7 separate regions of the Mus musculus genome follow, and regions 2, 3, 4, 5, 6 and 7 are each linked to region 1. A link is a loop called in an ENCODE intact Hi-C map of the cell type or tissue named here. Cell type or tissue: left cerebral cortex. All regions are shown on one strand.

Region 1 (4,000 bases):
AAAGTGGAGAAGACGGAGGGAGAATCAGGAACATCTCCAGAAAGATAAAGAGGCTGTGACGGTGTTGGATGGGGTTGAGAAGAACAAAATAATCAGAGTTCTTAGAAAACTGGGATGTGATAGTCAGAAGTCACTAGGACAAAAATTCAAGGGATAAATTGGAGTAGACATTGAAAGCCAAGGTGAAGGGAAACGGAAGACAAAGGAAGCCAAGAGATCAATCCTAGAGGCCAGAGACAGACTTGGGAGCTTCAGGAAGCAAGCAGAAAGATTATGAAAGGAAAAAAAAAAAGTCTCACAGAACTGAAGGAGACGTGTGTGTATTTATATTGAAGAGGGGCCACTCAGGACCAGACACATAATGACAGAAGCCATCAAACTATATGCATTGTCCAATTCCGAACATAAATGATGTCCTCGGGTGTCAAGAGAGGTTATACACAAAAGGGAACATGACTCTGAAGGCACGCAGCCTCTCTGCCTCAGCTCTAAGTGTGCAAGAGGAGAGCCGGGCAGAGCATCCTGTCCTGCAGGGGAATGATTTCAACCATCAATCATCCAGGCAGAAGACAAATAAATCCACAGACTAGAATTCCCGGCTCCTGCCCCACTGCGGAACCAGGGGGTGGAGGCGGCAGGGAGGGGGGAAGGGGCCCAGAGAGAGAACCAAAAATCAAGGACACAAGAAAAAAGTCCGGAAGAAACCCACGGGACTGCCGGGAGGGGAACCCCTTCCTATAAAGGGGGAGACTTTGTAAACCCTGGCAGGGTTGTTGTGGAGTAATTCTGATAGAGCTTTGGGGAAGACAAAAAGCTACATTTTCTTGCTAGAAATGCTGATCATTGAGTTACCTAATAATAGTGCACCAGATACCCTGGGTAGGCTGGGCCTGCAGAGCAGCTAATTCCTTACTTACTCCAGCAGGAAGACAATAGATAATGTTTAATGTTGGTAAATTAGGAAATAGCAGTCTAAGCATGTTATTTTGAAGTATGTAGGGAAAAAAAAAAAAACAGAAAACAAGGGTGAAAAAACGGCTAAAATGGTTGCAACTGAGCGGATGGATTGGGCGAGGCAGGGATGACAATCACTCAATGAAAGCCTTCCTGCTTGGGCTTTGCATTTCCTGAAGCATTTTCACGTGCAGTATCTATCTCATAGGCACCTTCAAGAATTCCCGTCGCAGGAGAAAGAAATAAAAGGCCAGGAGGGACCATGACCTCTCAAGGTCACAGGTGAAGCCCAGACTACCAGCGCTAGCTCGGCCCCCACCCCCTCTGCGTTCCCGCACCGGTCGAAACAATTGGAGATCGGTTAAAGGCCAGCCAGGGTGTCGGACAGCGTGCCCTGTCCCTCGATTCCTCAGACCGTGTCGCCGACCTCGGCCCGCAGCGTGAGTGTGGGCGCGGCCTGAGTTCGCTGGGCCACTGCCCTGCGCCGACCGCCGCCGACCGCCGTCCGCCCTCTGTCCTTGGGAGGACACGCAGGGAAGCCTCGCGCAGTGCAGCAGCGCCCCCTGCAGGTCATCGAGCTCTGAGCTTCCAGCTGGCCCCAAACGCTCCGGGAATGGACCCTGACATGCTCCTCCCTGGCCCCTGCCTCGCACAGGGGCTGGGACCACCCCCTGGCCGCCTGTGAACCAGGGCAGACAGTGACAAAAGAGGTATCTTCCCCACAACTGCAAAATGTGTCGTTCAGCCAGACCCCTTCAGAGGACCAGTGCTGCGGCTAAAGATGGTGACAAACACCCGAAGATCTCAAAGCATGTGTAGCATGTGTAGGACACTGGCATCCACACCCTCCCAGAGCCCTGGATCTCATGATTTCTAGCGCCCTTCAAACTGCCCTCTTAAGAGTGTATGCTCCAGAAACAAGGGAAGAAAAATGAAAGGTCTTTGCCTCATAGCCCGGAACCCCCTGGATGACCTTGACCTTGGTCTAGTCTATGGGCATATCACCTCCAAGGGTCTTTGACTCCCCCAGTGTGGCCTATGTTCCTCGTGCTTATCAAATACTTCAACCGTGGCCATGACTGACCTCTACCGGCAAAATGAGTCACTACACCGGGGACCAGCCCCTAGGCCTGAGAGACCCCCTGTGGATCCAGCCCACAGGTTAGAGAGCCACGCTCTGTATTTACATGGAGAAAAATCTCCTTAGAGAGCAGCAGGACGAAAAGAAACCTAACAATCTTTTCAGCTTCGTTTTTCAAAGGAAGAGAGAGCCCTGCAGAGCTTCCTAGAAAAAGCCAGGTCTTCACGTAGGTTTTAGCAAGCTCAGCAGTGTTGAGATTAACAAGCAAGACCCCAGGAGTCCAACTATCTGGCTCTGAGTACCAACTTTGTCTCTCTTAGATTCTTTGAGTTTCATCAAATTACTAAAATTCTGTCTCAACTTTTGCTGCTATAAGTTAAGCTGATAATAGATAATTCACAGACACTTAGTGCCTGCGAATTAATTAACTACATAGCCATTCTATGAAGTAGGTAGTTACCAGGTAACAGTGAGGAACAGAAATGCCACACAAGAAGTAAGTCACACAAAGACGAAGGTACAAGCCTTCTGAATCCCTGCTTTTACTTGTCACAATAGGCTGGGATGCTACCAAGACCCCAGTTGTTAGACCCCAAGACCCCAGAGTCCTGGAGACTCTCTGGGCTGATGCGTGCAAAGTATTTAGAGTGGAGGGAGGAACGCAAGATGCTTTCGACTGTGTCTTTAATTGAGATGAGCACAAAATATCTGCTGCTATGCCCTCTGTGTGCCAGATACTGACTTGGCAACTTGGCTTCAGTAGTGAGCATCCAGGCCTACCATTGTAGGACTCAGGATTCAAGGTGCCAGGTAGTCCTGTTGGAAGGCCACCCCCTTGCAGCAAGTGCAGGCACATCACCAAGAGGGTAGGAACACCTCCACCCTGGGAGAGGAAGGCAGAACAGTTGTTTCTGGGGATGCTGGCCAGGCAGAGGTGAGATGGGATGGGGAAGGGGCCCCTAGGGCAGCCGTTCACCACACTTTGCCTTCTCACAAATTCTTTCTTTTATTATGTTTTTAATGTTATTAGAACTATGTCAGTTACACACACACACACACACACACACACACACACACACACATCTTCCTCCTTCTAGCTCATCCCAGGTACTCTCGGAATAGCAAATGGAGACCATCTTGGAAACCCACAAATGGATGCAACGCAGAGGTCAACAGATCGTGGGGATCCCAGCCCCCAACAGATGCATCTCCATCAAAGCTCGCATATCTACTGCTCAGGGAACATCTAGGAAGAGGGGGTGGAAAGATACCAGGCAGTATGCTGTGGAACAATGTCTCCTAGACATAGCTGTATAGACAGACTGGAACAGTGGCAATATCCATTAACATGGAAAGTTCTACAGGACTCCAGCCCTAGACAAAGAACTGCAGGCAACTAATGCCTGCCAGGAGACAGAGAATTGCCTCTACCCATGAATTCATTAAGTTCTGCTCTAAGGCCACATCACTTGCTATTTGGTTTGGAGTTACTAGTTCCAGAGATGGGTAGAGAACCACTCCTCAAACCCACTAAGATGCATGTGTTGTGCTTCACACCACTGTGTCCCAACCACTCAGGACATTGAGTCAAAAAGAATGCTGGTAGCTGGAAGCCTAGGCTACAGCCTGAGACCCAACACCCTTTCCTCCCAAAAAGCCAAGAAGGAATATTTATCCTTTGAAAGCCAAAGGCCCAGAATAAAGTCTCAGAAGGTCAGACCAAATGAACCACACCAGAGTCATGGATTTCAATCCACAGCAGAGGACCAGAGGTAGGCAAGCCACCGTCAGCCTCAAAGAGAGGTTCCCTGGGCAAGAGGAGCAGAGGAGCAAATGAACTCCATCATCCTTCCCCTGACAAATGAGGCTACTCTGTTGAAATTTGTGCACTGAGGCAGGAGGATCACTGTAAGTTGGAAGCCAGCCTAATCTACATAGAAACTTCTAGACCCTACTCAAAAACAA
Region 2 (4,000 bases), 1.3 Mb before region 1:
TTTTTCTAGTTTTATTGAACTTTGATCACAGAAGATACTCAATGTGCTTTCAACTTAAAAAAATTGGCAAGACTTGATTTGTGCACTGACACATTCTATCCTGAAGAATGTTCTGTGTTCTTTAGAACATTTTATTTCATTGCTATTATATGGGAGGTCACTCACTGGTTCTGTTTCCACAAGTGGGGCCAAGACAAAAGGAAGAGGGAGGTAACCATCTGGTTCAGGGTGTCCCTCCCACAGCATTCCACGTACACTTAGAAGTAAACACAAAAGCACAGTCACCACCCAAGTTACAAGTTGGCAGTACGATGAGGAAAGGGCAGGTATGGTAGGATGTCCTTAAAGCAAATACCTCCCCACAATGGGTCTGCATCAACCCAGGAGGAATCAGAATATACAACGTGATCTAGGAATGTTAGGATTCTCAATGTGATCTAGGAATGTTAGGATTCTCATGAAGGGATGAACAGAAAGAATAAGGGGTGTGCTGGAGGGGGAATGCTTGGCAACTGGCTTGAGTGGGTTGTCCTCCTCTTCAGAGATTCTTCAGTCCAGTTGGCCTGGCTGGAAGGTAGAAGCCTGAAAACTTTAGAGGCTGTAGGAAGGGAAGGAGCTCCAGGAGGCTCTCAAAGACTTGTCTTTCATGATACCTAGGTTCTTTGTCAGGTTACAGCAGGCCTTGACCTCCTTATACCTGTCCTAAGAGGTTTCTTATGAGAGTGTATGAGCACAGTTCATGTGTATGTGCGTCAATTTTGTTGTCACTTTGAGCTCCTCTCTCTAAGGATTAATTTCAGTGTACTTTGGGTATATTCATGGCTGATTTGAATCCAGATGCTGATATTTGACTTTACAGCACATGGATGTTTATAGCCTTCTCTAGATTTTTCTGTCATTTTGAAGAAGCTTTCAAAATGAAGCTTTGGGCATTCTCCAGTCTTTCTTGAATACCAACAAGCTGAGTATTTTCTCTTGTAATACTCGCCAACATTCCCATAATGTTTTTTAATTTTTGTTCTGCTTCACCCTTTTTATTTCTTTTGTTTTTTTCTTTAAACTATATTAATTCATTGAGAATTTCATACATTGTAGAATGTCTACAATACATTTTGATCATATTTATTCTGCACTCCTCCACCTAACTCCTCCTAGATCCATCAACCCCTTCCCTACCTGCTCCCTCCCTCCCTCATCTCCCACCACTGAGTTCCATTATTTCTGCTCAAATACTCACGGGTGTAGGGCCATCCATCAGAGAGTGGTCCAACGACCAGGGGCCACACCTCAAAGAAAACTGAGTCTTCAATTCCCAGAAGTCATCAACTAGGAGTTTCTTTTCCCTCACTTTCTCCATTTCCCCCATGTAAAATCTTTACTGGCTTGATCTCCTGCAGTCTGCCACAGCCGTTGTGAGCTCATTTGTGCAGCTGTCGGATGAATCCAAAAGATACAAGTCCTCACTCTTGTCTTCTGCAATAGTCCTTGAGCCTTGTGGGACAGTGGTGTGTGATGGCAGTCCCATTTGCGGTTGGGCACTCCACAGACACTTATTCCCATGTGGCTTTTCCAATAGGCTGTCTCCAAGCTCACCCAGTCTTCTCTTGTTTTGTTTTGCTAGTTATGACTTCTACTACACTTTTCATTTTGTTTAGTGTGCTTTTCAGTGCAAAGATCTGCTTGATTACAGAATAAATTCACTTCCACTGATGAAGTACTCAATTTCTTCTCTGTGTCTTTAAGGTGTTCATTGAGTCTCTTGACAGCATATGTTTAAATTCTTGTCCTGAGAATTGCACAGATCAGTTGATACAGCATGGCCCGTTTCTGGCATTTTATTTTCTTCCTAGGTATAGTATTAACTGCTCCAAAGGATTTTTTTTTTTTTTTTAGTGTTCTAGGTATAGTATTAACTGCTCCAAAGGATTTTTTTTTTTTTTAGTGTTTACCAAATTTTTAAGTAAAATCACAATAAATAAAAGCACCCCAATCACATGTCCAAATTACCCAGAGCTGAAGTCTGTACAACCCAGTGAACTTCTATTTAGTTAGAATAACCATTTGGAATGGAAGCTGTCCAATGTCACGTTAAATTTTATACTTTAAGTGTCGAATACCTTTAATGCATTTAGCCACCACGAAAAGCAAAAACATCCATGAAACAGATGAAATACAACAATTAACTTTATATCCCTGAAAGTTTTTGGAGGTTGTTGGCATATGACATTGACTATTCAGACTCCTCCCAATTTGGCTTTGCGTTTTCCCTTCCAGAAATGGTAAGCCAAGTTTCTGCCACTATATTAGCACTAGGTGGTGAGCTAAGCTTAGGTTTGCTGTGAGTTCTGGCTGATGTGTTGTCACTATTTTAGCACTAGAGGGCTCCACAGTTCCAAGTCTGTGCCCTCTTCACAGCTGCTATGTTGTTAGGAAATAGGTTATTGTTTTAAAATAGCCAAAAAAGGCTATCCTGTCCTAGCGAGCCTCTACTTGGGGCTCAGGTAGGCCCACAGACTTCATCCATAAATACCACCCTACAGTCAGGCACTCTGAGGTTCTGCATGGACAAACTTCATAGGCAGTAAAATGCCAGCCCTAGGTTCCTATGCAATGATGTGATGCCATTCTCCTTTTCTCCAGCTGGACACTGCCTGTGATCAGTGGTAAGCTAGGCAGGCATATCCAGGGCCATCAACATCACAATGCCAGGCTGCACCAGAGCTTAGAACCCAATCTGAGTAGTATAGCACAGGGACAGGACCAAGGACCACACTCCTGTGGTCTTACTGCTATAATGGTGGACTTGTGGGCTAAGGCCACTGCAGGATAAAAGTCTGAATAGGGTTCCAGGCTCTACCTGGTAGAAAAGTTAGGCATCGGTGTGAGGGTACAGTCATTGGTAACTCCTCTTAGAGTTCAACCAGATAGCACTGTGCTCAAAGACACATCTCATGCTTACTTCTGTATCCTACTTTGTCAAGTCTATGGTATTTCTCATTGCTGTAAGGCACAAAGAGCGGAAGGGCTAGTGGAGGCACTCCCTTGGCTGCAGGTACAAGTCTAGGGATGGTGGAGGTGGGAATCTGCTGAGTACTGGGCTGCAAGTACCAAGCTTAGACTTACTTGTCCCTCCCTTTTCCAAGTACAAGTCCATCTCTCTATATCGCTTTGCTTGGGACTTGGGGAATCCAGGTCACCTTTTCCTTTCTTCTTTGAATTTTTCTTATTATTATGCTAAAAGCAGGGACTAATATATCTGTGCTGCCTCTCTTAGTACTTGTAAAAATAGTTTCTTAAATGATGTTTTTGTGGACAGGTGATCACAAGGATGATTTTATTTTGCTTATTTTAATTTTAAGGGAACATTCATACAGCATTTGATAATGGCTTACAAGGTTTGTTTAGTTTAGCTTCTAATTGTCCCCCACCCCCAGCAGAGGTATGAGTGTATCCCCGCCGTTCTTTCTTCCATCTTATGTGCTAGTCCCTTAGTCCTAAACATTCAGCTACACTTCTTTTTTAGTTGGCTGCTTCCTACTCATTTTCTAAAGCTCAGATGTTCATGGTTACTACCATCTATAGACTGAAGTACTTATGAAATGCCAAGATTATGAGGTAATACAAGACTCTCTCCATCTGTCAGCCTTTCCTGAGCTCTGGGACGATTTCCCTGCTATCCCCCACAGCACGTTTGCTAACATCCTATGATTGCCTGTTGTTGTTTTTCCCCTCACTTGACTGAGCTCCTTGAAAGTGACAATTGTGTCCCACTCACATTGTGGTCTCAGCATCTAATCACAGAGCACAGCGCAAAATAAATACCCAAGAGATATTTTTTAATAAATTAATACGTAAACAGAATTGGAAGCTACTATAGATGTGCACACAGCTGGAGATCTGATGGTAAGGGGCTTAAATCTTTCCTTTGTTCTAGTTCGTTAGAGTTGCTATGTCTTTCTGCTCAGCACTTGTTAGATAACTAGTGGAATAAACCGGAAAA
Region 3 (4,000 bases), 170 kb before region 1:
TTGCACTCGGCATAAGCAATTATTTCTCCTATCACGGTTCTTAATGCTTCCCAGAGAGTTAGCAGATCATTTTTTGCTGACGGATATCACCCCACCCAGAAATAATAGCCTGCCTCCTTCTATCTTGTTCATGACAAAAAGGCACTACCATCTCCCATCAAAGCTGTATCTCAGAGTGCAGGAGCCCTTGGCTGCCAAGGTCAGCCAAGGTGCTGGGTCACTGAATCCCCAACAAAAAGACTAAAGATATGCCATTGAAACTGGAGATGCCCAGTTGGACCAGCCAACCCCCAGTACCCACCTCTGTTGCTCTTTAGTGGGAGAATGCATTTGGCTCCTCTAATTTCAGGTGCCCCATTAACTTCCTTTGAATGACTTATTTTGAATACATACAGATATAGGGATATAGGGGGTTGGAAATAGAAATGGTTCTGTCTTCTCAGACCACTGAACTTGATACCATCCCAGCATCTTGAAGATCATTCTCTGGGTCCTGGGTCTGGATGACAAAAGAAAACTGGCCAGGTACAAGTTGGAAGCACATTCAAGTTTTCAGAAAGGCTTAGGTGGGGTTTGAGGGCATTTGTAAATGCAAAAGAAGCAATGGGGTCATGTGAGCCCCTCAAAATAACCACACATCTACACAGCCGGGGACTGCGATAGGGTTATATCTCTACATTAGAGAAAAGGGTGGGCCTCCTTGACCCAAGTCTTCCTGGTATCCTGTATTCCATTTTTCATCCCCCTGTTTTAAAGAGTCCTGACATTTGAATGTTGTCTGAAGGTGGATAACAAAGATAGATAGCGGGTTGTGTGCCCACATATCTACCCTGAAAGGCTACTGTTCCATTCTCCTGGGGGGAAAATTTGCAGTGAGGCTAGGGCATTATTTCAACCTTTTATTTAAAATAGCTGAGGAGAAAACCTGCATAGCTATCAGTACAGAATAGGAAACACAGAATAGCACAGAGCCCTTTATCATCAGAGCCATTCAAATGGAACCCGTCCCTTCTGGATGATCCCACGGCGTGAATCCTGACTAAATGAGCCTGTATGCCCTCTTAGCTCTGAGATGCTACAACTCAGCATTGTTTCTGGGCCTGGAACTGCTCAATTCAATGTAGTAGCCACTAGCTCCACATAGAGTTAATTAAGTAGTTAAATTCCCTAGTCACATTCAGATGTTGGGAGGACTCAGTAACTGTGTGGCAGTAGTAGCTATCATCAGACATTATGGGCATCAAATGTCTTCCTGAGCCCAGAAAGTTGGGTGAAGTGGTGTTGGTCTAGGACATCTCTGGCCCTGAGGATTAAAGAGACAGTTCTACATAGTACTCATGAGGCTGGGGGTAAGGTGGCTTGTCTGTTAAGGAGCAGAGAGCACATAGCCCTCCTTGAGTTTCCCCTTTTTCTCCACTCAAAAGAACTCTTAAGATAGTGAAGCCCCAGCTCTCCTATAAAACTATATGGGATGACCTTGGGCACCACTTTCCTTCTGCAAGTCTATGTCCTCTCTGGAAGATGGTTCTTTCCAGATCTAATAGTCTAATAAAATATTACAGCACGGCCATTCCAGCTTGGTACCTTCCCAAGAACAGTGACAGTTTGTGCCAAGAATGTAGCTTTTATTTCACTGTCCAGGTTGGTGTGGCCCAGTGGAAAGATCCCAGAACTTTGAGTCACATTCAAGTTTGTCTTCGTTTAGCTGCATGACCTTGGCAAAGTACTTAATCTCACTGCACCAGAATCTAACATCCAGAAGATGGAAATAATGATGTTTCATGTGTAGGCAATCATGGCTTGCAGCAAGTGCTCAACAGATGCTCTCAGGGATAAAGATGAGTAGGTGTAGCCCTGAGGTGAGTGACAGAGGCTCAGAGCAAGAGTGGGCAGATCTCTTTTTCTATCCCAGCCGTTCTGGAGATGCATTCAAAGAGAGTGGCTGTGACTCTCACTAAGGCACAGACAGCAAAGTCAGAAGTCCTGTATGGTAGGAAGTAGTGTGGAGTTTCCAGATGGCTTCAACACTCCTACCAGTCTTCCATGAAGCAGGAGGCAGGAGCTGCAAGTTAGCGGAGAGGAAGCTGTAGCACGCCTGGCATGTATTCTTCCCCTAACCACGACAAGAAGCCTCTTTAACATCTCGTCCACTTAGAGGACCCAGTCAAACATAAAGAGTCTCATACTAAGGGTGCACCTTTGACGGTCAAATGCTTTTTTTTTTTCTGGTTGTGATCCTAGCCTTTAATGGCTAAGCTCCACCCCAGTCTGATAGATTTTAAAAAATAAATTAAAAAAAAAAAAGAAGAAGAACTTTCAAGGCACATGAATCTATCATCACAACTTTCCTAAAAAGACATTCTGGGCCTCTTGTGTATCAGCTACTACTGTAGGCCTGCTGTGTCTCAGATACACTAATGATACCCTTAGATATTCCCCAACTATATGATTCTTTCCATTTGCATCAGCTCCTGTTAAAGCATATGAAACCCACTCACTAAAGTGAGTTAGACATTTAGTTTCAGTTGGGCTCCTGCCCTAGCAAAGCTTTGAAGGGAAGTGAGTATGTCAGGATAACTGTGATGTGCAACCTGATGGAGGAGGTGAGCTGTTAGGGACAGGTGACTGTGATGGGGGATAGGGCGTGATAGCTGTGACCATGGAGACAGACACTTCTGTAGCAGTCATGAAAAGAATCGCCATGTATACCTGGACCTCGTGGAGAACATGGCTAGGCCTAGAAGGGAATCGGGAATTCATTTTGCCACGAGGATAATCAAACACAAAGAACAAAGGCGTGGAGGTAGAAACTTTCAATACGTATCCAGAAACCTGGGACTGAGTTTTTGTCTGAACTGAAGCATAGGGTGCATGTGGAGGTCAGCAGGAGATGAGGTTGGGCCAGCTGCCAGGGCCAGATGCTCTGAATGCCTAGGTAAAGCATTCGGACTTCTATCACAAGGTGTTTAAGACACGCTGGGGAGTTCTAAGCAGGGGGAAAAATGTTATGGGATCAAACTGCACCCGAGATGTTGCCTTGAGGCCTTAACCCCAAGATTTTTTTTTTTAAGAATGGTCTGTATCAGGTGGCAGGTGTGGAACATAAAGGATAAAGCCACAAAAGCAGACACCTGGCCTGTTTGTGGGGAGGGCTGAGTCCACGGACACAGAGGTGAACCAGTCTCACAGTCAAAACTGTGGTCTCCAGGAGCCAGCTGGCTGCTTTCTGTTCTCCCTGCTCCCACAGGTGGGAGCACAGGTCCCTGGGAGGACTTGCTCATAAAAGCCCGGCAGCCCCAGAGTCTGCTCCCTGCTGCCATTCTCCTGGATTCTTTAGAGTGAACGTTCCCTGGGGACCTGCCTGCTCTGGGGAGTTTGTATTCACTCAGAGAATAGGGTGTTACAACAGGCTGGGGGAAAATCTGTAGCTTGATCTTCAAATAATGAAGGAAGCTGTGCATGTCTCCTCTGCTAGACTAGCAGTCCCGCATGTCAGGGACTGTTGTACACATTTCTGCTCCCCAGTGTCTAGAATAAAGCCTGTTTACATAGCAACCATGTCAAAGCCAAGGTTTATTGAGCACTTACTTTGGGCCAGTCTTTGTGCCTAGGAATCTTACATGCAAGTGGCTCTTTTAGAGAACTTCTGAGCTATGTTACTCAAGAGATACCTCTCAGGTACAAAGTCACACATCTGGAAAGGGAACAGAAATCATATCTAAATTTCACCAATACCAAAGCTGTTCCTAATCTCTATATCTTTTTTTTTCCTATTCTCTACTGGGATCTCTATTTCAGTTAAAGTAACATAAGCATACACTTTGGAGTAACATTTCAAAACGCAGTTCCCTAACATTCTAACTAGCACCCGTCAAGGATGGAGGCTCATAAGAACGGTAAGGATGTTCCTGGGGCCTCAAAGAAGAGCTTTGCAGCAGCCAGTGGTGTCCAGGGGTAGTGTAGGATCTTCATGTAGATGTGAACTTCCTGTTCTCAGAAA
Region 4 (4,000 bases), 1.6 Mb before region 1:
AGAAAAATAGCACAATCAATGTGGATATGAAATTTTGATGGACCTTAGCATTGGTCACTTCCAAGGCCTTTGGGTACACAGACTGCTGATAAACCAGAGGGCTAATCCCAGATGGCACGTGTGCTGTGTGTAACAAGCAGACATGAACCACTACTCTCAGGAGACCTATGGAGAAAGCAGCTACCTTAGACCCCAGCCTAGCACACATGCTCAAAGTGACTAACCACTTCTAGAAAAACTGTGAGGAAAGTACACTAGGAATCCCATTAGGAAGTAAACTCATCATTACAAACAACCAGACTCCTAATTAGCAATGTCTGTAGACAGTTTCCGTGAAAAAGGTAACACTTATGGGTCCCAAGGATTGGGATGTAGGTGTTTTTAGACATCATTATTCAGCAACTAATTTGCTCTGAGTTCATCTGCTTAATAAGAGCCAAGGATGAAGACTCTGGGGAGCATCAGGAGAAACATCCACTTCCTTGTCTCCATGATTCAGCTTCCTGAATAATCTCTGGGCCTTTGGTTTCTTCCATTATTGATGAGAATGTTGCTCCTACAGTCCCTAATCTTGTGACTTCTTGACCTTCAATTTTATATTGATTCTCTGACATCTATAGGGCGAGACCCACATTCTCAAATCTGACTTTCATGGCTTTCCATTAAAATAGTTTGTGTGTATTTAGAATGTAGGTTTAGAAAGCATAGCCTTTCATCCTTCTGTGTATTGAGCTGTGTGACAAGGGACAAGCTACATCTCCAAGCTTAAGTTTTCTCATCTGTTAAATGGATAATGCTGTCCACACCCAAGGATAACCTGCTGAAAAAAAAATTACATATTCAATTGTGGCATGCAGTAGTTTTTTAACTTGTCACTATACTTTATGAAAGTGCCACTTCCAAGAGAGTGTGAACTCTTTAAGAACAGGGCTTTGTCAAGTTCAAATTTGTCTCTAGAGATAATGATCACATGGTTGGCTTATTAACAGAAGCAGGGAGAAAGAATGAAACACAGAACTCCAGGGTAAGGGGAAGAAAGAGGAGGGGAAGAGGGGTTGAAGAAATCCTTTTTCAAAAGTCTCCTCTCTGGACATCCAGGAGAAGACTCCCTAAGTTGTTTCCATCTTGTGTGCCTAAGTCTCTTCTCCAATAAAATTTGCTTTAGGCTGTACCAGATGACCTAGTTCTAACCTCCACACTCTGTTCTGTCCAGGGACCTGAGATGTCATTTTTGCCCAAGCAGACAAGAACAGTCATAATAGACTTGGAGGAAGGTGGCTGCTGCTACTGTATTAGGAAAGGCAGAGAGAAGTCAGGTAGAGGTTGCCTGGACCAGAACAGGTGTGTATCTGAGCTCAGGCATGACTTTGCAGAGGTTTTTGGACTTCAGAAGACATTAGGCAGGTTGGAATTATTCACTAGTCTTGAATCACTGGTTCATTTAGCTGACATCTATCAGGCATTTCCTGCCTGCTAAACCATTTACACACTACAGACTATATTTACATAGAGTGAACAAAGCAGAGAAGGCTCTGGGTTGATCATCTTACAGTTCGGACACTACTGACACTTGAAGCTGGATGCTTCTGTGCTGTGGGACTGTCCTGAACATGGTAAGGTGTTCAGCAACATCCCTGGCCTCTCCCACTAGATGTCAGCAGTGCTCACTCATTGTGAAAACCAAAGCTGTCCTTAAATATTACCCAGGATTCTCCAGTGGATGTGTGTGTGATTGTGTGTGTGTGTGTGTGTGTGTGTGTGTGTGTGTGTGTGTGTAGGTGTTTGGGGGTGGGGGTAGCCTAACTCCTGGGTAAGAATCACTGGCTTACGGGCTGCAGAATATCTTATCTTGTGGACAAGCTACAAGTGAAACGGGAGAAGTGAGCAACAGCTTCCCTGTGCAGAACCTTAGCTTCTCGAGCTGGGACAACTGGTTCCTGAGTGGACTGTTACATGCTGTGCCACATGAGATAGCCCTGTAGGAATGCTAGCTCAGTCCTTGTAACTTTGTCTTTGCAGAGGGGGCCTCCTTCCAGCTCCAGCATTGCTCAATCTCTTTGATACCTGTCCCTTCTCTATTCGCCTGGGCTCCTAGTATTTATTGTTCATCTGTCTATTTGAGACCCACTTCTCACTCTAGTTGGACATTATCTATGCCCTCCTGTTCCAACATTCTGACATGCCTTGCTTCTACTCCAAGCACCAGCCACTTCCCAGCAGTGTTTCCTTTTTCCCAATTGACTAGAAAATTGACTGTAAATTTGGCTCCCTAAATCCACTGTGGCTGCCCAGCTGGGCCCTGGTCCAGGGATGTCTGGGGCTGCGGTGCCAACCCAGCCTGAGGGGCTCTGTTGCTTTGAGAGATGCTCAGGCACTGCTTGTCTCACGGGTATTTTTAGAAGTTTCAACTGATACTAGTTGAATTAAGACTAAAGACCAATGTCAATGTCTGTGCAGCAGCATTGGGGAAGGGAGAGGGGCAGGGAAGAGAGGGGTGAGAAGCCTGAGGAACATGGAAGGAACCTGGCTTCTCTCCTGTCTGGCTTTATTTGCTGAAGCTTGACTCATGCAGGTCAAGTCTCCTCTGTGCATGTCAGTTTTCTAAGAAATAAAATCAAAAGAGGGACTGATACTAATTTCTAAAAAGTTTTCAGCTCAGATGCACTACCTGATCCCCTGGGTCACGAGTTTCTGCCTAGGGCCAGTTTCTGTACCCTTTGATACTGCAGACAAAATAATCCTTCCAAATGTCAAGAACTTATGCTCTGGACCTATAGGTGTAGATCACTGAATATATCACCATCTTCCACAAAATGCTTCTTCTTGTCACTTCCTTATTTAAGATTTCTTTTTGTGTGTCTGTGTTGGGGTATGTGTAGTTTGTGCAGGTGCCCCTGGAAGCCAGGAGAGGACATTGAATCTCCTGGAGGTGGTTGTAGGCTGCCCAGGGTGCATGCTGAGAACTAAACTAAGGTCCCCTGGAAGATCAGCAAGTACCCTTAGGAGCTGAACCATTTCACTAGCCCCTCTTAGCACTTTTGACCCCTTTCCTCTCTCAGATTCTGCCTCTGCTTGGACTAGGAAGGATCTAATGCAGGGGGTGAAATCAAGCTACATGTAGTACTGGAGGAATCCTAGGTAGACTCTATTTCAAGCCACAAAGGGCCTGATAACCCAATTCACTGCAGGAGTCACAGAGCAGTTCAGAAAAGATGGCTTCTGACTGGGCGCCTACACCAAGGTCCTAGCGATTCTGTAACTGAGGATTGGTGGACGCCCCAAACCTTGTGCTCATACTTTAAGGTCCGCTGAAGGGTTTGCTTGAGGATGGGCTATAGAGTGCTGTATCTTTTTAGGAGACCACTCTCTTTTGCTGTGTCTTCACTCCTGACTGGGATTGAGTCTGCAGATCTCACAGGCATTTGTGGAATGGCAAAATACTGAGTCGAGTTCTGTGAGTCTCAGCCTGCACTAACATTGGATAATACTGACACACCTCTTCTCGGCTTTAGTTTTTCCATTTATATAACAGGGGTGACATGGGTTTATTTCAAAGTTTCGCCATAAGATATTACAAGAGCTGATTATTGGCTACTTAATGCCTGCTATCCCAGCTTTGGGGCATCTTCTCCACAAAAGCTAGAAATGATTCCATCCCTAGAAAGGTTGGAGGTTAGGCTTAAAATTAAGATTTTTAGGATCCTCCTGGCTCTGATATTTTAAGACTTTCCCACTCTACTTTTTTTTCTATTCTCTGAAACTTGAAATTTAAGAGATATAATTAATATTTGTAATCAATCCCTCTCTTCCAGGCATTGGGCAAGTTTCATTTGTTACTCACATGTGAGTGGGGTAGATTATTACTCCCATGTCACAGTGTAGAAAAACAGGTCCAGAGATGTTAGTTGTCTGATTATCTCTCAGCCAACAGGAGCAGGGCTACTACTTCAACCTATCTGATTAGCTAAAAGGCCTGTACCTTCAAGAAAATTATTTCTAT
Region 5 (4,000 bases), 160 kb before region 1:
GTTCTGCATTTAACAGCTGCCATACAGTAGCTATTTTGTTCTGCACTTAGAGACCCTTATCTGTGCGTTTGTTTTAAGTTCTATCAACAACTCTTCTTTTGTTCATCTCTTGTTGTTCTCCTGTTCTTATTCTTATACAAGAGCCATAGGTCCCCGGGACAGACAAGGGACTGTCATCTTGGTTGTTACCCCAGTCTCCTCCCGGAGGATGAGTGCCTTTCCTGCATTTAGCATCTCTCGCCTTCTCCTAGGTGTCCTACGCCCGCCCAAGCTCGGCCTCGATCAGGGATGCTAACCTGTATGTTAGTGGCCTTCCCAAGACCATGACCCAGAAGGAGCTGGAGCAGCTTTTCTCTCAATACGGTCGCATCATCACCTCACGCATCCTGGTTGATCAAGTCACAGGTTAAGTGTTTCCTTGTCGTTGGTGTCCCTGTACATCTATGCCCTCTTACTTACAGAAGTAGGCTCATGGTTGTTGAAGGTGAGGGTTTATAACTCGAACAGGCAGGTTTCTAACGCTTGTACATAGACTACCAGAATGGGCCTTCTTGAGAAGCCAGAGTCTCCACAGCTAAACTACTTGGCAGAGTTGTAAAGGAAGATTTGAGTGTCAAGTCGGGAGTGGGATTCTGTGGCCTTCAAAGTTTCTCTCAGCCTCCAGCCAGTGTGTGAAACTAACTATATGTACAGCTCTAGCTCCAGACCATAGTGATGTAGAACTAGAAGGAACTTCAAGCTCCCTTATTCTACACATCAGTAATCAGCTGAAGTAGGGAGTCAGATTTCCCACTGGCTCATCAACAATGCAGAGGTATGGACCAAGGTTCTAGTGCCAGGGTTCTTTGTCCATAAGAAAGAAACCCAACCAGCGTCTCAGGAAGAGATGTAAGGTAACTTGAGCTGCACTGTCCATTACAGTGTCTTGACTATGCCTGATTTGATGCCAATTTGAGATGCTTCCTATTTGATTCATGCTGCCATCTCCCATTGGTGTTGATTCTGCCTCAAACACTGTGCAGAGAGAGAGAGACGCTCCGAACCAAGGATAAAGGAGACAGAGAGCCTGCTTTCACATGACTCCAATATGGCAGATACTTGCCAGGGACTGTGCAGTTTCCCAAGAGAGCTCAGAAAAAGGTGTACTGTAGCTGGTTGTAGTCGTTGGAAAGTCTCCATGGCAGAGGTAATTTTGGAACAGAGCTTATGGAGAGTGATGCAGTTTCCTGGCAAAAAGGAAGGGATAGAGCAGGCTGAAGGCAGAAGGTAGAATGTTGAGAATGAGTATGGCTTGTTCAATGAGGGTCAGTATGGCCTGTGTGCATTTCAATAGGAGATTTGAAGCCAGATTGCCAAAAGCAACGATTGCTACCCCCAAAAGTCTGGATTTTATCTGCATGTAGCAAAGACCCAGGGAAAGGACATTTGTAGGTTTTCTTTGTTCCTGTTTAAGACAACAAAGAATGAGAGTCAGGGATAAAATGCTCCATCCAAAAAGTTCAGAAAAGCACAGACTATGTACCTACAGGGTGCAGTGTGTGGTCAGAGGGTGCTTTTCAGATCAATGACAGTTCCAGTTATGTGGTCTATAAGGCATTCTGCAGAACTTGGTAGTTTTGTGTGGCTATTGACAATAACTAAAGGTGAATAGGGACTGGGCAGGGCAGCTGTGAAGGCCTGGAGGGATACAGCCCTATGCTCTCTGCATTGGAGACATCTGCCCAGAGCAATGCCGGCAGAAGTGCACCCAAGCCTTTTGCTGAGTGACAGATTCAGGAAGCGGGCCTTGCAGGTGGCCTGAGTCAAGGCAAAATATCCACAGGGCACTTCCCAGTGATTACATTTGTTCACTCTTTACAAATGTTCTTTTTCTTTCCCCAGGGGTCTCTAGAGGGGTGGGATTCATCCGCTTTGATAAGAGGATTGAGGCAGAAGAAGCCATCAAAGGACTGAATGGCCAGAAGCCCAGCGGTGCTACAGAACCGATTACTGTGAAGTTTGCCAACAACCCCAGCCAGAAGTCCAGCCAGGCCCTGCTCTCCCAGCTGTACCAGTCCCCCAACAGGCGATACCCTGGCCCTCTCCACCACCAGGCTCAAAGATTCAGGTAGGCATGCCCACAGAGGACGGAGCCCACTACCCACCACACAGACACCAGTGTGGAATGACGCAAGGGCCAGGGAGCCCATAGCTCTGAAGGACAGAACAAGGCATATGTGCCCCGCCCAAGCCCTCATGTGTGGTGATTACTCAGAGCATCAATTTCTACTTCTACAAAAGCAAGCAATCAGACAAAATGCACTTCCTAGCCCTCTGCCGGCCTGTCACTGTGACTGTGAATTAAACTCGAGATTCACTAGTAGAAACAAAATCTCTGAATGTAGCTAGACAAGAAGAGTCTGTTTCAGTGGAGCTCATCATTAAGATGTTGCCATAGGCAGCAGCTCAGACTTAAGGCAGGGTAGACCCAAAGGCAGATCCTTGCCAGGCGTGGCTTGCTCTCACCTCTTTTCCTAAGTAATTCTGTTGGAGTCCAGGAAAGGAGAGACTCTCTTTAATATTGACTTGACTCTCTTAAGTCACATGCCCTGGGAAGAAGAAAAGGAAGATTCATCCATACCTTACTAGTGTTTCTTTGGAGACCCAACACCAGCAAGTCCCTGGTGCAATGGACAAGTTGCCTGAAAGGCAGGTTTTACCCAGGCCAGCAGTTAGACTCTAACCAGCCTCTGTTGTGCAGGGGAGATGCACGGACTTGACCTCCCCTTAGTAAATTCTAAGCAATTACTTTATTCTGCCCATGTAGCAACTTCCCTTTAATGAAAGGCTTTTCTTGCTGTCAAACCTCACGTGAGAAAATAGGTCCTTCTCTCTGTAATAGTAACCATTCATCTGGCTAGAGTGAGGAAAGAAATTGGCCTCTTCGTGTGTCCTCCTGTGCCCCATGACTCTGAAATGGTTAATAATTTCATAAAGGGCCCGAGCCATGTAATTTCTATTTTATGTGAACTCGCATGTAGTATTTATGTAAAAGAGCCTTTCCAGCAGGCTGCTGATGGTGGAAACTATGGTTACTACTGCCCCATAGTGTGAATAGCTTGTCCCCAAGTAAGGTAGTGCATTGGAGGAAGATTATCACATAATGACATTTTGCTGGGAGGTGCTTTGGGACTGTGAATAGTAAGCCGTTTGGGAGGGGTTGTCTGTTTGTTTTGGGGGGCGGTTGTTTTTTGTTTGTTTGTTTGCTTTTAAATCTTAGCTTGCAAAAACTCCCTGCCTTCCAAACTGTGTGTGTGGCCAGATTTAGTAAAAGCAGCCAGACTAACAGCAAAGGTCTGTTTCCTACGTGAAGTCCATGATGATGTGTTGTTAACCTGCAACAGATACCTCTGCTCACCAGCTTAGTTCTTAGATAAACAATGTAAGACCATCACCAGCTTTAACAGTTTCACAGATAGCATGAAAGGAAATTTGGACAAATTTTCTGGGGTAGGGAGATGTTGAATTAATTCAGACCTTGAAAGAAAACAGGGCTCGTTAGACACCTGCTTTGGACTCTAGCTTTGACCTGGACATGAATTACTTGCCATTGGAAACAAGAGAAAGAGAGAACTGCCCGTGGAGAGTCTCCTGAGCAGTGGGGAAAGTTGTCAAGCTTTTCTTCTTTGAAAATGGAGCATTCTTATTAATAGTTCCATTGAGTGATCTTGCCATCTGCGAGGCATTAACCCAGAGACCCTCCTTCTCTTTGCAGGCTGGACAATTTGCTTAATATGGCCTATGGCGTAAAGAGGTAATTAAAACTCCACAGATTGCCAGATGTCCGTGTTGGCACAGACTGGGGCTAGATTTTTTTTTTTAATTCACTAACTTTATTTTTTTTTTAATTCTTGTTTTTTTCTTCCACCAGCATGTCAAATTCTTAATTTTACTTTTGGACCTCGGTTAATTTTGTTTCTTTTGGGGCACACAAAAATGTATTTCTTTTTCTTTTTCTTTT
Region 6 (4,000 bases), 1.6 Mb before region 1:
GAATATACACCTCTTACCCGAAGATCAAGGAATACGGGGCTTTTATCTGCCCATCCTCTTCAGCCCTTAGTCAAACAAGAGATTAGCTCTGGAAGGGATTGACCAATGGCTGTAAAGCAGGATATAAAGAGCAATAGATGGTGATGGTTGCTTCATTTAGGCCAGGCCAACACTCTAAACAGGGTATAAAGAAGTACATGGTCAAGCTGGCTAAGCTCAGAACAACTTCAAAATACCTGTGCTAGGGGAGGCAAGAATACAGAACAGTAGATTTTATTTGTTTGTTTGTCTGTTTGTTTGTTTGTTGTTTTGCCCTAGAGAACTTTTCAACTCTGGGGGTCGATTCACCTCTCTTATACATCTACAGGTAAAAGATTGAATTCTGGATAAAATGGGCTTATAAGAAAATTGCACCCCTTCCTCGGGAAGTTCCCACTCTTGAAGGAGGTGCAGTGGAGTAGATACGTGGGAAAGGAGAACTCTCCCCATGCCTGCTGGGATTGGGTCTTGCTGCTCTGCTCAGGTGGCTCCTTTCCTGAGGCATATGCTCAGTACTTATTCTAACTAAACTCTTGACTGCTTGAGCTAAGCCTGTGTCCCAGGTGAATTCCTCTCTATTGGAAGCACAGGAATGGTAGGGAAAAGACAAGAGGAAACTGCGAGAGCCCTACCTCCACCCCTTTCCCAAATCTGGGCAGTATGCTCCCAGTGGTCTAGAAGGCAGAGGATCATAGATAGGTGCTGGCTGTTAGTAGTTTGGCTGGTGAGCCTAGGTATAATGCCATGATACAGGGCTGAAACACTAGTCCCAAGGGAGCCTGGATGGTCCAAAGAGCGAGACAATCTGTCCAGACAGGACCCTCTGGGAATGTACAGAAAGACCTGTCATCCAGTGTGTGGACACGGGCCTGAGTAAAGCAGGAAGTTGAGGTTCAGGACAGAAGTCCTTAGAAATGGGGCTCTAAGGGAGGAAAGTAAAGACACAAATCACATTGTTCTAGGAAAGTGATTCCACGAAGTAAATTTCACCCTGGAGGCATTTCAGGAGTGAGGGGGCCATTTGGAAATACTGGCCATAAAATTACATGATGCTTCTGAAATCTCTTTTTCAGCAAAGTAATCCCATGAATCCATGCAGTAAAGAATAATTCAGTGCCCCTAAATCCTGCCTCTTCACTCTTAGGTGAAATACTGGCTTATGAGCTATCTGAGTATGTGTAATGTAGTTAGGCTACACGCTCGGATAGCTCTCCATCTTTCCCCTTCCCCTCCCCTGTCCCCTGTCTCCACTCTCTCTCTTCTCTCTTCTCTTTTCTCTCTTCTCTCTTCTCTCTTCTCTCTTCTCTCTCTCTCTCTCTCTCTCTCTCTCTCTCTCTCTCTCTCTCTCTCTCTCCATTCTCCTCCTCTCTCCTCCCTGTATCTCTGTCTGTCTCTATCTGTCTCTCTCACACACACTCACATACACATACATACATACACACACACACACACACACACACACACACACACACACCACAGTCTTCTCTCCATGATGCATCAAACCATTTTCCAGCAATACTACTTCCTTCTAAATCAAGAGAAGACGTGTTTTAAGATGTCTTCCCAATATCAAAACTGAGAAATTGTCTTGCTCAGAATTCTATCAAGAGTTGCTCTGCAGTTTAGAAAGTTTAGCACTGACAGCTGTGGTCGCGTGTGAATCACCCACTCAACATTTCTGGTGGAGTCAGTAGCATCTGCAGCTCCCAATTTGAAAATCAGAGGAAGAGATCGAAGTTTATGCTACTTTATTAAGTCTGTTTAACTTCTGCCACTGTGTCTGTGTGTGTTCCTACATGTGTGCATAGATGCATAGGCTGGACAAGAAATACTGCCTCAAGAGATCCTCCTGCCTCAGCTGAGACTACAGATTTTTCGTTGTGGCTTTTTATGCCATCCTATCATGTGATTTAGATGCAGATATGCATGTTATTCTCTTGCATGTTACAATTAGTTTGTTTCTCCAGTGTGTTAGAATATTGTATATGTTTTTGAAAGTTGATTATGCAAGTATGTATATATTTTATGTGACTTTCATGTAGAAGAGAGTGTTCAAAATGCCTTCGTAGTAAAAAGGTTGGGTCTGTGAGAGCTGAGTTCCTGCTTTTCCAGGGCAGAGCTTAGAGGAGAAACGTGGTAGCCAGAGCATAAGTTTTGAGCGCCCCCTGCTGGGGACAGAGACTGCTGCCATCCTGCTGCTTTCCCTCTTTCAGATTGTGGCGCCTGATAGCTTCCAGAGGCAATGGGAAAGGTGTTTGTGGATCTGAAAACCTCATCCTCAGGGTGGTGGTGGGGAAATGTGAAAAGGAATCTTAGAAATAACATTTAGGAAGAAGGAATGTGGACTACGTGTTCCTTTCTTTACTAAGCGCTGCCATGGACTAGCTGGTTCTGAACTGGAAGAGAGCTAGATGCTGAGGCTTATTGATGCGAATGCTGCCAAAATATTACAGGAAAAACATATTCCCGTTTTTTAGTTAAATAACAAAGTCATCTTTCTCTTACTCCTCATTGCAGCAACTTCCTGGCAGCCCACTGTCTTCCTTCTTTCTTCTTTTTCTTCCTTCCTTTCTTTCTTTTTTCTTTGTTTTTCTTTTTCTTCTTTCTTTTCTTTTTCTTTTTCTTTTTCCCTTTTTTGAGTCGGCATTACATTGATTTGATTAACTAAATGAAATCCAAAAGGACATCGGTGTATCTCTCCTGCTGTTGCATCTTGATTCCACGCGGTGGCACTGTGCTGAGCTGTGGACAGCACCACTGCAGAACTCAAAAGAAAGGGGAGGTTTGAAACTGTGCTGAGGAGAGACTAGTGAGATTTGCCGAGACTTGGGGAGGACAGCAGGAGCCTAAATAGCTCCCGCTCCAAGGCTCATACATTTTCAGTATTTACTTTCTCACATGTGTTCGGGAATTCAGCTTCCTGGAAGACACCGAGCGAACTCTCAAGGCCAGCCTCATTTGTCCTTTGACCCTGTTGGACCACACAGCCAAATTTACCCTGCACTTCCCTTAGTGTATCCCCCGGGTTTGCCAGCTTTCCTGTTGAATTTCCAAGACCGCTTCAATCTTCCCACTTTTAGATAATTTGACCTTCCTTCTGAAGGTGTCAGATCTCTTCTAGCCCTGTGTCACACTCAAGCATAGCTGCCAGCTGGCTTCTCTTAGGACAATGCTATTATTATACCTCTGGAAAACTTCTTTTCTAGTAGGAATTGGCCACAACTGTCTTAAGGAGAGGGACAGAGTTTATGTTATGCAAGGAAGAAACAAAAAACAAAAACCTAGCAGTTTGTACCATCTGCCTCAAGAGGTCCTGAGTCTCTTGTCTTTAGAAATACTTGGAGCAGACTGTTGTGAATCGCCCTCCAACCAACACCCCAGGAGGTGCAAGCACACCTGTGCAGTCACTTTGGGATGGTTCAGGAAGGACATGAGCCCCACTCCCCCCAAATGTGCCTACCATCACAGTTTCCCCCTCTTTTGTTGAAACTAATGAGTCACGATCAGAGTAATGTTTTTCTGTGACTCCAAAACCATTTTGCTTAATGAGGTACTAAGTCTTTATAATTAGGCCCAGAAGGAAAAGAGGACGTGGCCCTTAAGAGCAATAATTATTTCAGTTATTTATGGTAATAAAAAATTGAAAATAGGAATTCTTCCTCAGAATGCGACTATTTATTCTTTTACATATTGCCTAACAGGCAATTACCCTATTAAGGCAGCATTTTGTTGCTAAAGACATTAATTGAAATGTAAATTAAATGTAAATCAGCTAATTAAATTGATATGTAATGAACTTGTCAGGCAGGCCTCTCTGATCAGATGCATTTCACTAATAAACAAGCTTTGCAGCCTGCCCAACACACAACTGGGGCAAAGGGTTCCTAGTTGATCTGCACCTGGCAGGCAGCAAGAATGAAGGGGTGGGCTGTTCAGAACATCAGAAGAAGAGAACATTTGG
Region 7 (4,000 bases), 78 kb before region 1:
CTTGTATCAAGATGGTAGCAATAATAGGCTTTGCTTTCCCAGCTAAAGCAAAGTATGGTTTTAAAGACTGAGGACATAAGGCAACAAAAAGACAGCAATGTTTAAGAAACTGTGAACAGCACAGTGGACCCTGGAATTGCCCTAACATGCACATTAAGAGTACTAGTCCTCAGCACAGAAGGGAAAATCTGGACCTGTAATTCTCTGAATGTGGAAATCACAACTGAGAGTTCAAGAGATTTCATAAAGTCGGGTGTGGTATCGCACGCCTTTAATCCCAGCACTCGGGAGGCAGAGGCAGGCGGATTTCTGAGTTCGAGGCCAGCCTGGTCTACAAAGTGAGCTCCAGGACAGCCAGGGCTATACAGAGAAACCCTGTCTCGAAAAACCAAAAGAGAGAGAGAGAGAGAGAGAGAGAGAGAGAGAGAGAGAGAGAGAGAGAAAGAGAGAGAGATTTCATAAAACAAAGGGCTGGGGAGAAAAAAACATTTCAGTAAACATTCTGGTGGAGGGTTTCCAGTACTGAGTGCAGATGAACAGGACCTATCCATGCCCAGAGAGGCACAGAATCAGTATCTGAGCCCTTGCCTAGCATGTGCAAGGCCCCAGTTTTACTCTTAAAAATAAAACTACTGTTTATCCAAGTGATGGTAGACTGAAATATACCCATACCAAAATTGCATTAAATGTGCATGGCCCCCATCCCCTTGAGCCTGATAAAAGAACATGTGAAGGGCATCCATGCCTCATATCTGGATTTGATCCTCAAACCCATCCTTTAAGGTAGACAGGGCCATCAGTCATTATCTCCTGTCATGGACCAGCAATCTAAGGCTCCCTAAGCATCTCACACAAGTCAATATGAGCTTAAGTGAATCCCTGCTCTCCTTCATCCCAAGTCAAGGCTTCTTCAAGCAAGGCCTGAAACAATTCTCATTCTCTCTCTCTCTCTCTCTCTCTCTCTCTCTCTCTCTCTCTCTCTCTCTCTCTCTCTCTCTCTCTGAAATACAATTTGTCATGAATTAATGATGAGCCTGCCTGGCCAATTACCAGAGCTAAGTGCTTTCCCGCTGGGAGCAGCTCCCACAAAGCACTAAGTGATGTTGGACTAGTAAAGGGGGCCCCGCCCAGCCAGGCCTAGAGCCCTCCTGGGTCCAGGCTTAGAGGAAGCAGCTTCCAATTAGCTCCTGCCAGACAGACTGGCTTCTCAGCACAGCAAATTGGGTTATAGAGTGCTCTTCCAGCTGGCCTCCCAGTCTGGTCCTGCCTGCCCCAGCAAAGAGGATGCTAATCAACGGTGAGGCCAACTCTGCAGGTCACAAGCATTCATGGAGGGGATATACACAGACAGGTTTGTCCCAACAAAACAGTGTCCTATAAGGCCTACCCCAGATAGTCAATGGCATTGGGGTGTTGGAATAGAGGCTCTGGAGCTAAATAGAAGCAGTGCACAAAGGAAAGAGACCTAAAACCTACACTTTCACTCTCTTCATACCTCTCACTCCCTAAAGATAAAGAAAGATAGTCTCTGCCCTTGGGCCATTGAGCTGGTTTTTTCCTTATTGTTTGCTTCTCAAAGAGAGCCCCAAGTGCCATTTGACTCTGGAAAGAATCATTGCAGTGAGGTGAGCCTAAGACCTCATTACAATACATCCTGTACCCTGTATTCCTCTTTCTGGGCAAGCCCAGAATCTACTCCAGCGTTGGTACCTCCTTTCCACAGCCTTTAACACAGAGGCTCTAGACTGCTCTGCTGCTCCCTCTAGTGGGCACTGCTGGGCTATATTGCAAAGCTTTCTCAGAATAACTAAAGGTTACAAAAAATATTTCAGAGCTATTACTTCCTCCTCTGATAAGTAGGCCAAAAAGGCTTGTGGTCACTATTTTAGAAGTGAAGTATCAAGTATAGACAGACAAGAAGAGCAGTCAGGGTTTGTCTGTAGCAAAGCTAGTCCTGAAACCTCATTTTCTCACCAACAGCCATGTCATTGAAAAGGGTCCTTAACTCTGCTTCATGGACAGTGTATCTGATTTGCTTTGCAAGGCGAGGGGTTGGGTATATCTTCTCCTATGCCGTGACCCTCGCCGAATACTCCATTCATACAAGGCCTATGGAACTCTGGAAGAGTCTCAACACAACTTATCTATATGCATATAGTTGTAAGTGTGAACCACAATCCAGATGTTAAAGATAGCAAAGAGAATCAACCAAGATCCTGTATGAGCTAGTAAGGAAAATTAATAATGAGAATACACTGTGGAAACTCAGTGGTAGAGGTGTCAGAAAGTAGGGTTGTACCCAAGGCAGGCCTGTGGACCAGAAGAAAATTGACCCCAAAGTGGGCAAAAGAACCAGAGAGAAACCCATAGAGAAAGGGGTGTGAGCAAGCAGAGAATGTCAGGCAGGAGTCATAATAGAAAACTACAATGCGATATGGCATGATGCTGTGAGAAAGCAGGGCCAGACCACAAGGCTCCCAGTAGGCCAAGTGTCTAGGTCACAGCTTTGTCGGGATGAGCTCCCTTCGAGGTTGTGGCTGCAATCTAACAGCCAGCAAAGTTTATGGCCAAATGTTCTTGTACCAGTGGGGGAAAGAAGCAGAGATGGAACCTCTAGGGAATGAGCAGCTGTCTTGATGTTGAAAAGTGTCTGCCAGGAGAATTCAGCTGAGAATACTTCCCACTCCCAAGAGGTCAAAGGGCCCTGTTGTCCCTTCCTGATGGAGGCCATGAGATCACAGTGTCATACATAATTCATTCAACAAATACTCTGAATTGCCTGAGCCAGCCTCTGAGCTAAGGTTAGAGGGCACAGAAATGGAAAGATGCTGTCTGTGCCTTGAGGTTATGCTTGGACCTCAGAGGAAGAGGGCCAGACTGGGGAAATACTGCAGGGCTGAAGCCAGTGACTGCAGAGTCTGGGAAGCTGAAGCTGAGCAGAATGTGAACTGGGTTTTAAGAGTTGGCTGTGTAAGAAAAAAGAAAAGCAGGAAGAACACACAGCCCAAGGAGCAAGAACTGGCTGTGTGTTTGGGTGCACACTGAACAATCCAATTACAAGAGATCTACACTGCCAGGCTGGGAGGCAGGGATGCTGTCTTGAGGTCAGCTATGTTTTACAAAGATAACTCCAGCCAAGAGCATGACTCCAAGAGCTGAAGCAGAAGAACTCTAGAGAGACACTGAAGACAGGACCAGCAGAGCCAGGGCAACAACTGAATATTGGAGGGGTCACTCCTCTGTGTTTTGTTACTTGACAGTCAGTGGTTGTGTTTTTCAATGAGTGCCTTGTGCAGAGAAGATTTGAGGTGAGTTAAAGAACAAGAGAGCCCATTGTACAGATCCCACCCCACCTAGTAACAGAGTCTACACCTGTAAGGGTCTACTGCAGGCACATCTCATTAGGGCTCAGTGAATAAGCAAATGAGCAATGGATGATCAAACAGATAAAAGCATGGTTGATCTGTGGACCCATCTGGCAGCATCAATACAGAAACCTGCCACTCACCAAAGTCCTGGGAAGAAACTGTCCAGAAAGCCACCATGGTGGAGTGTGTTTCCCAAAGACACCAAGGTGGAAAAGCATATTTCAGAGGCTGTCTTGAGGTTTGACACCCAGGTGACCCTCACAGGAGGGTCTGACCTTCCTTCCTTCTTTCAGATGGTATCATGATGGAAAGACAGTGTGTCTACCCTTGACTCTGAGATCCCTCGCCTCAAGATTACTGATTTGCACCTAGCTACCTCACTCTTACTGTGCAAACCTCAGTAAGTCAGATGTCAGGGTGTAAGAAGTAGAATAAACACCAAGGGAATGATTGACATACCTTGGTCACCTCCTATGCACAGGCTCTGTGATAGGACCATCATGTGTATCCCTCAAAATAGCCACCCTGATTTAAAAAAAAAAAAAAGAGGGTTATCTGTACAACCTAATTAGGAAACCAAGTACCACAGAAATAGCATTGAAGTAATACATTGCTGCCCATCAGAAAAGTAA

Evidence for each region. Peaks named below come from ENCODE experiments on the same cell type or tissue, not always from the same donor. Only the 100,000 strongest peaks of a DNase experiment are listed, where the experiment ranks them.
Region 2: a loop joins it to region 1, with 4 times the contacts of the local background. A loop is called at or near these places in 8 of 42 quality-filtered maps.
Region 3: a loop joins it to region 1, with 2.6 times the contacts of the local background. A loop is called at or near these places in 2 of 42 quality-filtered maps.
Region 4: it touches region 1 in a loop (3-fold over the local background); 3 of 42 quality-filtered maps call a loop at or near these places.
Region 5: it touches region 1 in a loop (2.9-fold over the local background); 2 of 42 quality-filtered maps call a loop at or near these places.
Region 6: it touches region 1 in a loop (3-fold over the local background); 3 of 42 quality-filtered maps call a loop at or near these places.
Region 7: a loop joins it to region 1, with 3 times the contacts of the local background. A loop is called at or near these places in 2 of 42 quality-filtered maps.

The regions. Positions count from the first base shown.
Region 1 is chr4:110,048,594-110,052,593 of GRCm38, reverse strand. No RefSeq gene overlaps it. Among named protein-coding and RNA genes, the nearest start is that of Dmrta2os, 71 kb to the right of the region's middle. In left cerebral cortex, CTCF peaks have their summits at 1,520 (motif pointing left) and 2,080 (motif pointing left); DNase peaks (open chromatin) are centred at 1,534 and 2,009; H3K4me3 peaks cover 987 bases; H3K27ac peaks cover 1,501 bases.
Region 2 is chr4:111,307,463-111,311,462 of GRCm38, reverse strand. The region is part of intron 5 of Agbl4 (ATP/GTP binding protein-like 4); the gene reads right to left. Among named protein-coding and RNA genes, the nearest start is that of Bend5, 110 kb to the left of the region's middle. In left cerebral cortex, a CTCF peak has its summit at 2,362 (motif pointing right); DNase peaks (open chromatin) are centred at 2,364, 3,134 and 3,628; H3K27ac peaks cover 1,074 bases.
Region 3 is chr4:110,217,011-110,221,010 of GRCm38, reverse strand. The region is part of intron 3 of Elavl4 (ELAV like RNA binding protein 4); the gene reads left to right. Among named protein-coding and RNA genes, the nearest start is that of Gm33070, 66 kb to the right of the region's middle. In left cerebral cortex, no CTCF peak of the experiment used is centred here; a DNase peak (open chromatin) is centred at 1,963; H3K27ac peaks cover 2,821 bases.
Region 4 is chr4:111,643,616-111,647,615 of GRCm38, reverse strand. All of the region lies in intron 11 of Agbl4 (ATP/GTP binding protein-like 4), which reads right to left. Among named protein-coding and RNA genes, the nearest start is that of Spata6, 74 kb to the left of the region's middle. In left cerebral cortex, a CTCF peak has its summit at 1,633 (motif pointing right); DNase peaks (open chromatin) are centred at 1,658 and 2,269.
Region 5 is chr4:110,209,533-110,213,532 of GRCm38, reverse strand. Elavl4 (ELAV like RNA binding protein 4) reads left to right here. Exons shown (of 7, transcript NM_010488.4): 4 at 252-405; 5 at 1,882-2,107; 6 at 3,755-3,793. Among named protein-coding and RNA genes, the nearest start is that of Gm33070, 59 kb to the right of the region's middle. In left cerebral cortex, a CTCF peak has its summit at 2,300; DNase peaks (open chromatin) are centred at 1,171 and 2,238; H3K27ac peaks cover 1,546 bases.
Region 6 is chr4:111,686,041-111,690,040 of GRCm38, reverse strand. No RefSeq gene overlaps it. Among named protein-coding and RNA genes, the nearest start is that of Spata6, 32 kb to the left of the region's middle. In left cerebral cortex, CTCF peaks have their summits at 2,200 (motif pointing left) and 2,764; DNase peaks (open chromatin) are centred at 2,205 and 2,796; H3K4me3 peaks cover 489 bases.
Region 7 is chr4:110,126,856-110,130,855 of GRCm38, reverse strand. No RefSeq gene overlaps it. Among named protein-coding and RNA genes, the nearest start is that of Gm33070, 24 kb to the left of the region's middle. In left cerebral cortex, a CTCF peak has its summit at 1,762 (motif pointing left); a DNase peak (open chromatin) is centred at 1,748.